5 separate regions of the Homo sapiens genome follow, and regions 1, 2, 3 and 4 are each linked to region 5. Evidence: chromatin contacts called from ENCODE Hi-C or POLR2A ChIA-PET data. All regions are on one chromosome and are shown on one strand. The core of a region is the stretch at or near the end of the contact, and the rest is flanking DNA. Distances in the headings are between cores, read along the strand shown.

Region 1 (2,700 bases), core at 149-2,648, 1.6 Mb after region 5:
CCTAAATATAAGAGCTAAAATTATAAAACTTATAGAAGAAACAATCCTAGTAATTTTAGGTTTGGCAAAGATTTCTTAAATATGACACAGTAAACAAGAACTACAAAAACAAACATCAATATAGTGGACTTCACTGAAATTAAAAGATACAGAAATGAAAAGGAAAGCCACATAAAGGAAAAAAATTTGTGAAATGTATAGCCAACAAAAGATTTGTATCATATCAACAAAAAATGTGTATCTTACAACCTAATGAGAAAATAGCCAGTCCATTTTTTTAAATGAACTAAGGATTTGGACACTTCCCCAAAAAAGAGATATGCAGATAAGAAGATGAAAGACGTTTGTCATTAGAGAAAATAAAAGGAAAACTACAATGAGATAACACAAAAATTTGTAAGAATGGCTAAAACTGAAGACCGGTCATACCGAGACTTGTCAAGAATGTGGAGTAACTGGAATTCTCATGAACTGCTGGTGGGAATATAAAATGAGACAACCATTATGGAAAACAGTTGGACAATTTCTTAAAAAGTTAAACATATAGGCTGGGCGCAGTGGCTTGTGCCTGTAATCCCAGCACTTTGGGAGGCCAAGGCAGGTGGATCACCTGCGGTCAGGAGTTCGAGACCAGCCTGGACAATATGGTGAAAGCCCGTCTCTACTAAAAATACAAAAATCAGCTGGGCGTGGTGGGTGCCTATAATCCCAGCTACTTGGGAGGCGGAGTCAGGAGAATTGCTTGAACCCAGGAGGCGGAGGTTGCAGTGAGCCAAGATCGCACCATTGCACTCTAGCCTGGGCAACAGAGCTACACTCCATCTCAAAAATAAATAAAATCGACATGCACAGCTTTTTACATCTAGAACCTGCCGGTCTTTCAGGCCTAACTGGGGTTCATTCTGTTGATCTGATGCATTCGTTTCTTCTCCTTGACTTTGTACTTCAGCCCAGTCCAACAGAACTGGAGGTTTCCTTTTCCGCCATAGTTTGTCCATTATCAACAGATACCTGATGTCATCTTTAAAAAGCTTGGTAAAAAGTTTAACTGGATTATATCCAGTTGATTTAGCCCATTCCTTAGTGGAAATACGTTTAATGTCACCTTCTTTATTAGAATGTTCTAGCTCTGGCTTTGGCTTCTGTTGGTTCCCAGGCAGCTTCAGGGTCAGCTCTGTCAGGAGATACTTCTTAAGTACTTTGCCCAAAAGATGCAATGTATAGGTTCTGAAGGTGTGTTACAAATTGTACAGTCAGGAGAGGTTCTCTGGGTTGGCTTAGGATGACATTCGTAACACTTGGTCACACCCTCTTTGATAGTAGTTACTTGTCCAAGATACCCAGCAGTTCCACTTTCAATAAGAGGAACAACAGCTGCCAGGCACACTCTATTAACACGGTTTTGGGCAGCTCTGTTATCTAAAGCATTCATAACCAATATAAACTGTCAAAAATATGCCACATTATAGTCAGGGTTCATGATGCTGTCATGGTAGGCAACCATATTAGCTTTCAGGTAAAACTGCAGTGCACTTTCCCTGGCAACCTGTGCCTTTGATCTTCCAACATGTTTCTTTTGAAACAAAAACTGTTGAGGTTGCTGACATCAATAGTAACCAGATCAATCAGGTCGACGTGGGAGAAGCCGGTGAGCACAAGGTTCTTAAGGAGCTCACAGCACTGAGACTCTGAGAGTTCATTTAGCAGAAAAGGGGGATGGAGCTGAGCTCACATGGGATAAGGATGACCCATATGCAATGGATTTTGTTACCTCTGCTACAAACCTCAGGATGCATATTTTCAGTATGAATATGAAGAGTAGATTTGATATCAAATCAGTGGCAGGGAATATTATTCCTGCTATTGCTACTACTAATGCAGTGATTGCTGGGTTGACAGTATTGGAAAGATTGAAGATCTTATCAGGAAAAATAGACCACTGCAGAACAATTGTTTTGAATAAACAAGCAAATCCAAGAAAGAAGTTTCTTGTGCCTTGTGCACTGGATCCTCCCAACCCCAATTGTTACATATGTGCCAGCAAGCCAGGTGACTGTACGGCTGAATGTCCATAAAGTGACTGTTCTCACCTTACGAGACAAGGTAGTGAAACAAAAATTTGCTATGGTAGCACCAGATGTCCAAATTGAAGATGGGAAAGGAACAATCCTAATATCTTCTGAAAAGGGAGAGACAGAAGCTAATAATCACAAGAAGTTGTCAGAATTTGGAATGAGAAATTGCAGCTGGCTTCAAGCAGATTACTTCCTCCAGGACTATACTTTATTGATCAACATCCTTCATAGTGAAGACCTAGGAAAGGATGTTGAATTTGAAGTGTTGGTGATGCCCCAGAAAAAGTGGGGCCAAAACAAGCTGAAGATGCTGCCAAAAGCATAACCAATGGCAGTAATGATGGAGGTCAGCCTTCCACCTCCACAGCTCAAGAGCAAGATGATGTTCTCACAGTTGATTCGGATGAAGAAGATTCTTCAAAGAATGCTGACGTCAGTGAAGAAGAGAGAAGCCGCAAGAGGAAATCAGACGAGAAAGAGAATCTCAGTGCAAAGAGGTCACGTATAGAACAGAAGGAAGAGCTGGATGATGTCATAGCATTAGATTGAACAGAAATGCCTCTAAACAGAGCCCTCTTACTACTTAGTTTATCTAGGCAGAACCAGATTATTTGTTATGTCCTTT
Region 2 (2,786 bases), core at 182-2,681, 1.5 Mb after region 5:
TATAAACCAAAAAGATACCTGGCAAAAATCTTCACAGTGCCACCAACTGACTCTCTGACTACCTGAATCTTTCAGATACTCTGCTTGTTGCAAAGGTGCGCATTATCACCATGTGAGCATGGGAACTGTAATAATTATCTCAGGCAAAATCTTTCTTTAAAAAATAGTAACTTAAAATTAAATATAAAACCACCACATTTCTATAAACTCTTGCAGAGACTACATACTGCTACATTATATTGTTTCTTACCCTGTGGATGAGCGTAAATGTCTGTCACTAAAATATAGGGACACTCTCATCCTAATATAAATATAAAATGCATAAAATCCAACATTTAAAACAAGCAGGCATTTTTATAGGTATGATGCCTTGTCACATATTCCAGCTATAATAAAGCCTACGGGAAGGGAAAAGCACGTCAGGATTAAGTATTCTGTTCATTGCAAATGTGTAGCACACCTGTAAAATCTGTGAAAAATCCCACATTTTGGAAAAGTCACTGCAAGTTCCTTTCCATGCTACCATCTCTTGGACAGGCCTAGAAAAATCCAGAACAAATGCAGCGGAGCATCAGAGAGCTGTTATCTCCAGCTGCCACTTTTCCCCACTTAGTGATCCCCAGCACAAAGGAAGCTGAGAGGACTGGTCACTCTATGATATATGAGAAGGAAGAGGGGCAAGCACGCTTTTTTAAACTGAAATTTATTCCACAATAAATACTTCAATGTTGGTGGGACATGATGTTTTATTGGATTACACTCGTTTGCTAGAGAAATCACACTGGGAATAGCAAAGCTTGCGGTTTTGTGGGTAATGCATTTGTAGATGTGAGGGTTTTACACTGGAAGTGTGTTGAAGAAGGATAACAAGCCAAATTAGGAAATAGCCAAATACATGCAAATCTCTATTAGGGCAATACTTGGCCGCGTTAAGTCCAAGAGCTTTCTGCGGCAGTTGCTTTACCTAGGCCAGATAATTCATTAGGTTTTGACTCTGGTAAAGATTAAATGAATATAGCATACATTACATTCTTACTTTCGTCGCAGAAACAAATCTTCCTTGTACCAGCCAGTGTAATCTTCAGAGTTTTCGTTATATAAAACACCTCAAGAAAAATGCACCTCAGTAAGATTTACACTTTATTACTCTAATGATTCTACAAACACTACCACAATGTGATGAAAGACAGAGTAGTCCCGGACTGATTGAGAGCTAATAAAAATCAGTACTGAAAACTGAAAAGAGCACCCTTATCATCTTTCTTTCATTTAGAGCTGATTACTAGGGGATTATAATGCAATCACAGCTATGTGTGAGAGGTAGCTATGGGAACCAGTTTTAACTGTTTATCTAGCCAAAGATCTTAATTTAAGTTTGAACACTCTGATTCATTTATATGTAAGACACCAAGGAGACAAAATGCAGAAGAAACAGATGCGCACTTGTTCTTTCCATTTAACTTCGTAAGCTACCAGCCAATTTGTCTTTCAGGGACAAAATTAATTTCTGATGACAATGTGAGCAAGTAATAAACTAGAAGTTCCTGTCCTGGGAAACTTGTTAATGCCATGTAATGTTCTGGAGTTATTTAGGAGGGGAAGAAAGAGATTTGCTCCTGGAGTTACGGGGACATCTGTAACAGACTTGCCTTTGTCCCAGCTCTTAGTCACCCCTGCAGAGGTTTATGACACCTTTTCTAGAAGTTGAATTGGGAAAGTTTAAAAGAAACCATGTTACTTACCATTTCTTTCCTATGGAGTATTTTTAAACTTCTCATTTTCCTTCATATTCTCCACATGATTCAGAATTGCTCAGAGCACAAACCTCTGGCCCATTGCTTCCCAGCCTTGGCATACAGGCAAGGCGAGTAATGATGAGATGAAAAATGAATCATAAGGCTTCCTTCGTGGGTCCCACGTTGCTGTAGAACACAGCCCTTTGCAGACAAGTGCACTCAACCTGAGGGGCTCGAGGCCATGGCAAACACTTCACAGAGGGGCCCAGGATGTGTGCCAGGACATCTCAGGGATGGGATTCAGTGTGCTAATCCGCTGCCAGCCAGAGAGAAGGGTGCCAGTCAGCTAAATGAAAGGCATGCACATATTTACTTGGATGGGAATTGAGACTGGCCACCTCCTTGAAAGCTATCTATGATGCTACCTATTTCCTCATGTCAGTGAGAATAACCATAATGATAATAACAAAAGCTAGCACTTACTGAACATTTACTGTATACCAGAGAATAAGATGGACACTCTACATACATTACTTCGTTTAATTAGCTCAAAACCCTATGAAGAAGTCATTTTTATGGCCATTTTTTTGGGCAAGGAAACTGAGTCACACAAAACCTAACTTGTCCAATGTCATGGCTAGCAAATGCAAAAGTCAGCGTCTGAACTCCATCTGTCAGACTACAAAACTGATGTTTTCTAGCGCTCTGAAAGGGAAACCTTGACAGCGTTCTTTATCTTGGCCATTAATGTTTTCCCATCTTATTACAGTAGTCACCTCTTATCTGCAGAGGTTGCGCTTCAAGATCCCCAGTGGATACCTGAAACTGAGAGTAGTACTGAACCCCATGCAGACTATGTTCCCGCCTATACATACACACCTATGATAAATTTTGATTTCTAAATTAGGCACAGTGAAAAATTAACAACAATAACTAATAAAATAGAACAATTATGACAATATGCTGTTAAGTCATGTGAATGTTCATTCTCTCTCTCTCTCTGCCTCTCTCTCTCTTTCTCTCTCTCTCCCCTCCTTCTCTCTCTCAAAA
Region 3 (2,724 bases), core at 142-2,641, 1.2 Mb before region 5:
ACTGGGGGGAGAAGTCAATCTGAGTTATTCTGGAGAAAGATTGGACCTGCCAGGGAAATAAAGATGCAAAACGTCTGTAGCATAAAACCAACCCTAGTGTTTTATTCTCCTATGAACATTTGAGATGGAACACGATGTGGAAGTGAAAGTATAATCTACCTGGTGAATTTGAGAAAAGTCACTCTCAATTTTACTTTGATGACAAATGGAATTAATAAAGATGCCTGGCTCATATGTTAAAGTACCTTCTGTCTCAGCGAGGAGGCCTGGCTCAGAAACCACAGTGGAGTTAACAAGCCAGACACCAGACTAAACATCTCAGAACTCGCTGCTGTGCCTCATTCCTGGTCCCTACCTTTCCGGTGTGTGCCTGCATCATTAATTCCCTCTGTTTGGCATGGCCTGGCTTTCCCAAAACAGAAACCAAGGAACCGGGGTCCTCTGTTTCAGCAGCTGAAGAGCTGATTTCTGAGCATGGACACTAAGATTCTTTTCTCCTGTCCACCTTACACTTCACCCACAACTCATCTTCTTCCTCTTCCCTACGTCCCAACCCCTTACCCTCCCACCACCCTGCCTCCCAGGACATTTATGTGTATGACCCCAGACCAGTAAGGGAGGAACAAAGAGCTGCTGCTTCAGGCAGCAGCAGCTGGAGGAGAGGGTGGAGAGGGCAGCTGGGGACTCCAGGAAGACTCCCCGAGCACTGGCAGCTCCAGCGCAGCCCGGGGCAGTCCAGCCTGGAAAGCGCCCTAGTGGAGTCCTCGCAGGCGGCTCCGCAGCGCACGCCCAGGGCCTTCCGCCGGCCCGAACCCAGGGCGGCAGCAGCCAGAGTTTGGCAGAGACCCCGGGTGAGAAGCCAGTGGTGGGGGGCGGGCAAGTGAAGCTGCAGCACAGAGCTGGAGATGCAGATCCGACACTAGCAGTGCTCCGTGCCGCAGACTTCCCGACCCGCTCCCTGGACCCAGACCCGACCCCGCGCACCTGGACCAAGCGGCCACCCTGTTCTCTCAGGGCGCTCTCTGGGGACGCGGCTTGGGCGAGCTCCGGAGGCTGGAACCACGGCGACAGGAGACTTCACTCCTCCATCCTGAGACCCGGCAGCACGTTATAGACAGCCGTGCACTTCCTGTTTGAAAACACAGGGGAGAGAAAGAGCTAGAGAGATCCAAGTGTCGGCAGCGGGGAGGAAGGAGTGCAGGGCGGCGGGGAGGCAAGACCAGGGGGTCACCGCTTGCATAACTGCCATGGTGGGCACCCAGCGCTCCCCTGGCCGTGGCGACCCCGCCGCACCGGCTGCCCGCGTGGTGCCGAGGTGGCGCGGCCTCGGCCCGGGCCCCCCCTGCTGGTGGCCTCGCTGCCAGCCACCCGCCCGCCCGCTCGCTCACAGCCCTTCCGTTTGCAGCTGCTGCTCGGGTTCTCCCCTCCCCACAAGTACCTAGATCAATGGACTCCACGCTTCCTCCGCCGGTGCCCAGTGTGATCGGCCTTCTTTTTCTTCCTTTCTTCACCCTCCCAACCCCCACCCCTACCCCCCAGAAAATAATTACCTCGGGGAAGGTGTAAAGACAAGACTGAGCCTTTGCAGGGGAGTAGGGGCTGGATTTATGCAAATTTTTAAAGTTCATAGCCACATCCCAGTATATCCACTACAGCTCAGCAGCTGTGAGAGATTCAAGATGGGAAATTACTTGTCTTGTGCCTCGCTGGCTCAAAAGAGAAAGCGTGCACACAGCTGCCAACACAGAGCAGCCAGGAACTGCAAAACAGTAACAACAACAAAACTACATAGTATCCTCGGTTCCTCCTAGGGTCTCTACTCAGATCAACCTGTCAACCTCATCCTCACAGTCTACCAACATTTATATATACCAATTCCACATGGAGCATAATCGCATGGTGCATTCTTCCAGAAAATGATTCCGTAGTTCTCTGTGCTATGTAATCACAGAGAAGTTCCATAGTCCTGGGATTACATTCATTCATTTTGTTGAACTCTGACTTAAGTGGACTTCAGTACAGTGTTAAAAAGAGTACACAGATGGCTTAAGAATCTGCTGTATGTAGAGTGTGCTGGCTATGGGGATTCGCATTTGTAACCTGCCTGCCCTTACATGCACAGTCTACCAGGTTAAAAAGCGCTTACAGGACTGTCTCTTGACAAACGGCTCCTTTTATTATCAAGCTGTTGGCATTCATGGTTCCATACTCAAAATGGAGAATGTAATACAAACAATAATCATTCTACATATGAAGCTCAGTTTTGACTGAAGCAGAAAGGAACGGATAGATATTAAGCTCCTACTCAGTGCTAGACAACATCTCATTTTAAATCCCTCTTGGCCTTAATATTTTCCAACAGATCTGCAAAAGTCATATTCCCAAGTGAGGAAACAGGGTCAGAGAAATTAAAAAACTGTTCCCATGGCTCTGGCAGAAAGTGGTCAAATGGAGAACTGAATACAGGTCTTTCCTGATTATAAAATCTGTACCATTTCCCCTACACTGCGAATTCCTACAATGATCACAAATTCTTTTTTTTTTTTTTTTTTCTGAGACAGAGTCTCGCTCTGTCGCCCAGGCTGGAGTGCAGTGGCGTGATCTCGGCTCACTGCAACCTCCGCCTCTCGGGTTCAAACGATTCTCCTGCCTCAGCCTCCCGAGAAGCTTAAACTACAGGCACACGCCACCATGCCCAGCTAATTTTTTTGTATTTTTAGTACA
Region 4 (2,700 bases), core at 83-2,582, 1.2 Mb after region 5:
GGCCCGAATCTGTAAATCCAAACAATCTCACAGTTATGAAATGGAAAGTTTGTGGGGAAAAACAAATGCTTTGGTTATTACAGTGTTACTACATTCATAAAATATATTTCATTGGGGGGGAGTTTACACAGGGGGTAATGAGATTTTTGCTTTATACATTATTTATAACTGCTTAATCCAGGTACTGTGGGTTATTTTTTTATTCCTTCATTTTCACAGCTACAAAACACTTCAGTATTTCTAATGTATTTCTGCTTACAATACAGATGTTCTCAATTGTGTTTCTAACTACATTTCAACCGTTATGATCACGTTTATTTGTTTGTGTCAGCACACAAGCTGGGGTTGAATGTGCAACACACAATAGTAAGGCTTCAAGAAGCCTGTAAAAAGGCCTCTTGTGCTTTCATTATCAACAAATTAAAATATGCTGTGTGGCACTATCTTTATCATCAGTGGTTTTAATCTTTGGATAATTCCCCTACAGTTGGGTAGGCAGAGCGACAGCCCTCTCTCGGTGCAGAAAGGTTGCATGCCTTAAAACAGCACTTTTCAAGATGACCATTTGGAAGCAACATTTGGAGAACATTTGGGTTATGTCCTCTAACTGAATTTCCAAGCTGTTGGTAACGGACTAAAGAAAATGCAGTCTGTACTGAATACTAAGAAAGCAAGAGTGGAAGAGCCTTGAAGGTCATGTGTAAATATTGACATTTTAATTTTATTTAGTATACCAAGTTGGGGCCCTTGCATTGCTTATCTTGCCATAAAAACTCTTCACCCACTTGCACTGCCCTGCAGATTGTCAGGGAAAGATCTGATCTGAGCAGCCGTGGCTACTCTTCCTGCCATTGCTAACAAGACTGAATTTTGTTTGTGCAAAATCTGAGTCAAAGGGGTGTTCCTCCCCTCTCATCTCCATCACGGACTGATGCGCCTGATTAGATAACAGAAATTTGTGGGCTGAATGTTCATGTAGAGACATGAAAGCCAAGATGCAAAACCAGTCAGAGAAAACAGCCTCCCACTCACTCACAGAGTCAAGTCAGGTGTCTAAAACCAAAGTTATTTGGGGAACCAATAACTGGCTAATTTGGCCAGAACACCCTTCTCTGTGTCCTCAGCAGCAGCATGAGGAAGAAATACCAGCATGTCCTCAGGCCTTGTACCCTTCTTAGAAACCAGAACTCTACCTGCGGAGCTTAATCAGGGCCACATTCTGAAAGTGAGATGCAGGCGACAGCCAGGTCTCTCCACCAGCAGCAGTGGTTAGAATGCCCCACGCACTTAACAACTTCCGGGACACATTTGACTGTTGACCTAAAACAGCACTGCTTTCCTCTGCCAAAGCAAAGAGCCTGGCTCATGTAGAATAGGCCAGCAGTTTGGTAACTTGCCAGAGGCTCCTGTCTCCCTACAGTGAGGTCACCAGAATCACTTACCTCCTGAAACACAGTCGACTGAAATGAAGGTCCAGCAGAAATTAGGGGCCAGTGAGTTAAACATGGAGGAACCAGGGCCACTTCAGATGGTCTTTGGCCTAAAAGGTTTTCCCTAAGTGCAAAGAAGAAAATTGAATGTGGGAAAAAAATGATCTTTTAATGCTTCATAACTCAACTCTCTGACTTACCTCAAAAAGAGAGAAATAGTGTAAAAAGCCAACACCATTTTCTGCCCTCTACATTTGGGTTTCAAAAGGTGTTCCTCAAACAATGATCTGGCTTCCATGCCAAAATAAATGTCATGATTTACACCTCATGCTTATGTTTGCAATCCTAATCACCCTTCCCTATGCCAGCTTTATAAGTCTTGCTCAGTTCCACTATTGAAATAGTACACTTGGATTCAAACAACACTCAAAACCCTTGTTTTTTGTTTTGTTTCATTTTTAACTATTACTGAGTGGTAGGGTCAATCCCATTCAAAATTCCCAAGTAGACAAAATCTGTGTCTGTGGCCCTTCCCCTTCCCCTCACCTTCTTGGCAGCCTCCCTCCATTCCCACTGATGAACTTCCAAGCTTCCTGCAGCTCCACTAGTCCTTTTCAACCAAAGGAAAACAAAGCAGTTTCCTACATTAGCGTATCTGCCTTTGTAAAGTAGTTTAGTGTTTTGCACAAACCAAGAGAATGTTCATTTTAAAAGCAGGAAAGAAAGCCAAAGGAATGAACCATTACAGATGGAGTGTCAGACACCATGGCACCTGGATAAAATATAATTTGGGGCAGGGGAGTATATTCTCATCGTCCCTAAAGTAGATGAACCAGTCAAGTCAGTACCCATAAGGCAGGCTTGATAAATCTCAGGACCAGGCCCCTCCACCCGCAACAAACACACATACACCTCTCCATTGTGATGTTTTAGGCGCAGTGTATAGTAGCTCTGCCTATCTACCCAGAACCTAATGTATTCACCTGAAAGTAAACTAACAGAGTCTGGCTGTCCTGGTGATTCTCAAGACCCTATTGCCTCCTCACTTACCCAAAGGAAAGGAGCAGTAGTTTTTTTAAAAATTCAAGAAATCAGTTAAAAAAAATATGTTAGTGTTTCTCTGAAACATCTAAGTTAGCGTGGCACAATTCATTTTATTTATAAAGAATTTGATTAACTCTGGTTAGCCCAGATTTGCTTCAGCCTGAAGCCCAACATCTCCTTTGCAGTGTGGTATCCTTCAGTTGCTCATTACTTGAGCCAACAGAGG
Region 5 (2,700 bases), core at 56-2,555:
TCCCCATGTACACCATAGAGATCTAAAGAAAATCGTGCCTACATTATCAAATATTTATCTGGAAATGGGAAATAACATTGCTACTCGACATGACTTAACTAAGCGATCTACTTTGCTCTCATCTTTTGCAGACATGTGGTGCCCAATGTTTTCCCTTAGTCGACTGCTTTCTCATTAGTAAACAACTTATTAGCTCTTTCTCTGGTGCTCAAATGAGAGGGAAAATGAAAGTCTGAAAAGCATCAGCATCTGAGCTCCCGGATCTGGGCAGGGGTAGCAGAGAAAGGCACCCTGTATTTATCACTCGGTTAAAAAAAAAAAAAGAAAGGAAAAGAAAAGAAAAAGATAACCCTCAAAATAGAGGAAAGAAACTCTGTCACCTGAAGAGGGCTGCTGAAGTGAAGCAAACATTTGGTGAGACTCGTTTTTTAAAAAAACTTGTCTAGGGGCTGGAAGTTATGGGGGCGCTCTTTGTGCGGAGTCTGAGGGGAGGGGGAGGGACAAGAAAACAGCTTGGGAGTCATTCAAAGGAGTTTAAGGAGCGGTGTACGGAGGAAAGGCGGGGCGGGGCCCGGCCGCGCGAAGGGAGGGGGCAACAGGGGCGTTCGCGGGTAGCTCTGACACCGAGGGAGGGGGCGACGGGCCGGCCTCTCCGGGGACCAGGCGAGAGCAGGCTCCCGCTGCAGCAGGGCTGCAGAGATGGGGTCCCCTCTGGTAGGCAGAATCAAACCAAAGCGGTGGCAGGCCAGGGCTTTGGCGGGGGAGAGGGTCCGGCTCCCCAGGGAAGCGGTTCCCCGAGGGAAGCATTTCCCGAGTGACATCCCGGAGTTTCCGCACTTAGCGGGCTAGGGGCGCGGCGGCCGCAGGGCTTTCCTCGGTCCCCGACGCCGCGCGGGGCTCTCTCCCTGTCTCCTCCGCCAGCGCCTCTCACCAGGGCCGCGGCCCTTACCTGCAGTTCCGTGAGCAGAATCTCCCCCCGTTCGGGGTTGGACGCCATTGCGCTCCGGTATGGACTCCGCACCTGGACGCGGCCGCCTCTGGCGAAGGGAGAAGGCGGGACGGGGCTCGGGGTGGGGGTGAGGAGAGGGGAGAGAAAGAAAAAAAAAAAAACAACTAGGGATTCATGGAGGCGCAGCCCCTGCTGGAGGCGCGGCTTATTCCGTCCGGTTCATCGAGAGCGGCGGGGAGCTAGGGCACTCGTAGCGGGCTTCCTCTCGCCGCCCTCACCGGACTGTTCGTCTAGTCGCTCCCTCTGGGCGACGCCAGGAGCCGCCTCAAGCCTCTCCGTGCGGGCGCTGCGGCCGCGGCTGCAGCTCCTCCTGTCGCACCATTTGGCTGTCACCGCGTCGCAAAAGCGGCCTCACTTGGCGGCTGCCAGCACACGTGACGGCGGCAGCCACTGCCCCTCATCGGGCAGGGAAGGTGGGGCGGAGGGGTTCCCTAGGGCGAACGCGGCGAGGGGGCGGGGCGTCTTCCGACCCGACTCCGCGGCGAGGGCAGCCATTGGACTCGGCTGGGGTGAAAATGAGGGGAAAGGACTGGGCTCGAGTCTCTGGGGAGGCGGGAAGAGGAAGAAAACACACGCCTACTTTCCTGCTGCGTTTAACGGCTTCACTGTGAACGCTAGAACTCGGGAGCCTGCTCGCTGTTGTTTTTTCGGGTTTCGTTTTTTTTTTCTTTCTTTTTTTTTTTTCCCAGTTCCACCTTGCCGAAACTTGGGCCTAACTTTAACAGGCCCTTTTCTAACCTCCATAACCCAAAGAGCTTCGGGACTCAGATCTTACAGATTATTCCTCTGCTCTCCCCTTGACCCCCACGTCAACCCAAACTAATAATCTTGCCTTTTGCTCACCCTCAAACCCAGCCCCCAGCGCGCCTTCTCGACCAGTTAAGGTGCACAGCTAGCTAAACGGGTATGGTCTGTACTTTTCATGAAATGTAAGCGGCTGGATCCCTGGCAACTTTTAATGTACGGCCTTTAAGATGTCTTTTTCTTGAGGTTGAACTACTGTTGCTTGTACTGGAGAACTGTACAGAGCTGAGAATTAGCTGGGTTTTTTTGGGTTGTTTTAACTTTATTTAAGGGAGGGGGAGGTGGGACGGGATTACCCTCGGGAAAGGAAAAAAGCCACCTTTCCTTGGCGTGGTAAGCATTAAAGCTAACCTGACTACTTAGTAAAATATAGCTAAGTAAAGTAAATCTAGGTGTTTGTTTTTAATGACACTATGGTATTAAGGAATTTCGAAGTCTCCTACAGGTAGCTTTTGTTTTTGTTTTGTCTGAGCAGTGAATGGATAGGTAAACGCGTAACTTTTGATTTTTTGAAGCTGCGGTACAATACCTTTGTTAAAACTACCTGGAGAGAGTGGTAAGGGTTATTTAGGTACGTTGCTACTTAGAAAGGGCATTCGTTGACATATTTCTTAGGAAGTGTAACATTATGTACTTCTCACACGCTCCATGTAACTCTGTTGGCCTGATGCCAGGACTTAACGTCTATCCTTTTGCCTTCTCAAGTCTCATACATCAATTCAGCAAACATGTATTGAAGATCTGGAGTTCTGTGGCCACAGTTTCTGAACTCTAACTTATCATATGTGTGATAAAGAATTTTTCTGGTGTGTACTTCACAAGTCTTACAACTATTTATGTGTCTAGTATATTGCCTTGGTTGAAGATGATAATTAAATACATGAAAG

Evidence for each region. Hi-C counts contacts between places; a loop is a spot of excess contacts on that map. ChIA-PET counts read pairs that join two places held with the same protein, here RNA polymerase II (POLR2A). Pooled maps may share reads with other maps.
Region 1: a pooled map shows a loop between it and region 5 (6-fold over the local background). The contact joins the enhancer-like site here to the promoter of PKN2 in region 5. A Hi-C loop is called at or near these places in 2 of 37 single-sample maps with no recorded cell type and 8 of 50 pooled maps.
Region 2: a pooled map shows a loop between it and region 5 (3-fold over the local background). The contact joins the enhancer-like site here to the promoter of PKN2 in region 5. A Hi-C loop is called at or near these places in 1 of 50 pooled maps. POLR2A ChIA-PET finds 5 or more read pairs at or near these places in 2 of 52 experiments (Caco-2 and Panc1).
Region 3: a loop to region 5 is called in a pooled map, with 6 times the contacts of the local background. The contact joins the enhancer-like site here to the promoter of PKN2 in region 5. A Hi-C loop is called at or near these places in 9 of 50 pooled maps. POLR2A ChIA-PET finds 5 or more read pairs at or near these places in 3 of 52 experiments (CD4-positive, alpha-beta T cell, activated T-cell and activated naive CD4-positive, alpha-beta T cell).
Region 4: a loop to region 5 is called in a pooled map, with 7 times the contacts of the local background. The contact joins the enhancer-like site here to the promoter of PKN2 in region 5. A Hi-C loop is called at or near these places in 2 of 37 single-sample maps with no recorded cell type and 2 of 50 pooled maps. POLR2A ChIA-PET finds 5 or more read pairs at or near these places in 1 of 52 experiments (OCI-LY7).

The regions. Positions count from the first base shown.
Region 1 is chr1:87,044,854-87,047,553 of GRCh38, reverse strand. All of the region lies in intron 1 of HS2ST1 (heparan sulfate 2-O-sulfotransferase 1), which reads right to left. It also overlaps the pseudogene LOC100421465 and the pseudogene LOC100421468. Among named protein-coding and RNA genes, the nearest start is that of LINC01140, 84 kb to the left of the region's middle. RefSeq lists an enhancer at 2,418-2,517. Within about 2 kb of position 1,398, at least 2 of the 41 ENCODE cell types and tissues checked have a DNase peak (open chromatin) inside an H3K27ac peak, as active enhancers do.
Region 2 is chr1:87,203,201-87,205,986 of GRCh38, reverse strand. No RefSeq gene overlaps it. Among named protein-coding and RNA genes, the nearest start is that of LINC02801, 8.1 kb to the left of the region's middle. RefSeq lists a silencer at 2,755-2,786. Within about 2 kb of position 1,431, at least 2 of the 41 ENCODE cell types and tissues checked have a DNase peak (open chromatin) inside an H3K27ac peak, as active enhancers do.
Region 3 is chr1:89,842,043-89,844,766 of GRCh38, reverse strand. It overlaps LRRC8D (leucine rich repeat containing 8 VRAC subunit D), which reads right to left. Exons shown (of 3, transcript NM_001134479.2): 2 at 985-1,129. Among named protein-coding and RNA genes, the nearest start is that of LRRC8D-DT, 22 kb to the right of the region's middle. RefSeq lists silencers at 1,160-1,379, 1,903-2,197. Within about 2 kb of position 1,391, at least 37 of the 41 ENCODE cell types and tissues checked have a DNase peak (open chromatin) inside an H3K27ac peak, as active enhancers do; they include CD4-positive, alpha-beta T cell, where a contact is called at or near this core.
Region 4 is chr1:87,448,088-87,450,787 of GRCh38, reverse strand. It overlaps LOC105378834 (a long non-coding RNA gene), which reads right to left. Exons shown (of 4, transcript XR_947565.3): 3 at 1,443-1,554; 4 at 1-9. Among named protein-coding and RNA genes, the nearest start is that of LINC01364, 78 kb to the right of the region's middle. RefSeq lists an enhancer at 816-1,195. Within about 2 kb of position 1,332, at least 12 of the 41 ENCODE cell types and tissues checked have a DNase peak (open chromatin) inside an H3K27ac peak, as active enhancers do; they include OCI-LY7, where a contact is called at or near this core.
Region 5 is chr1:88,682,878-88,685,577 of GRCh38, reverse strand. It overlaps PKN2 (protein kinase N2), which reads right to left and starts at 1,305. Exons shown (of 22, transcript NM_006256.4): 1 at 950-1,305. The coding sequence starts at 997. PKN2-AS1 (PKN2 antisense RNA 1) reads left to right here and starts at 374. Exons shown (of 4, transcript NR_110682.1): 1 at 374-414. RefSeq lists enhancers at 1,031-1,110, 1,141-1,470.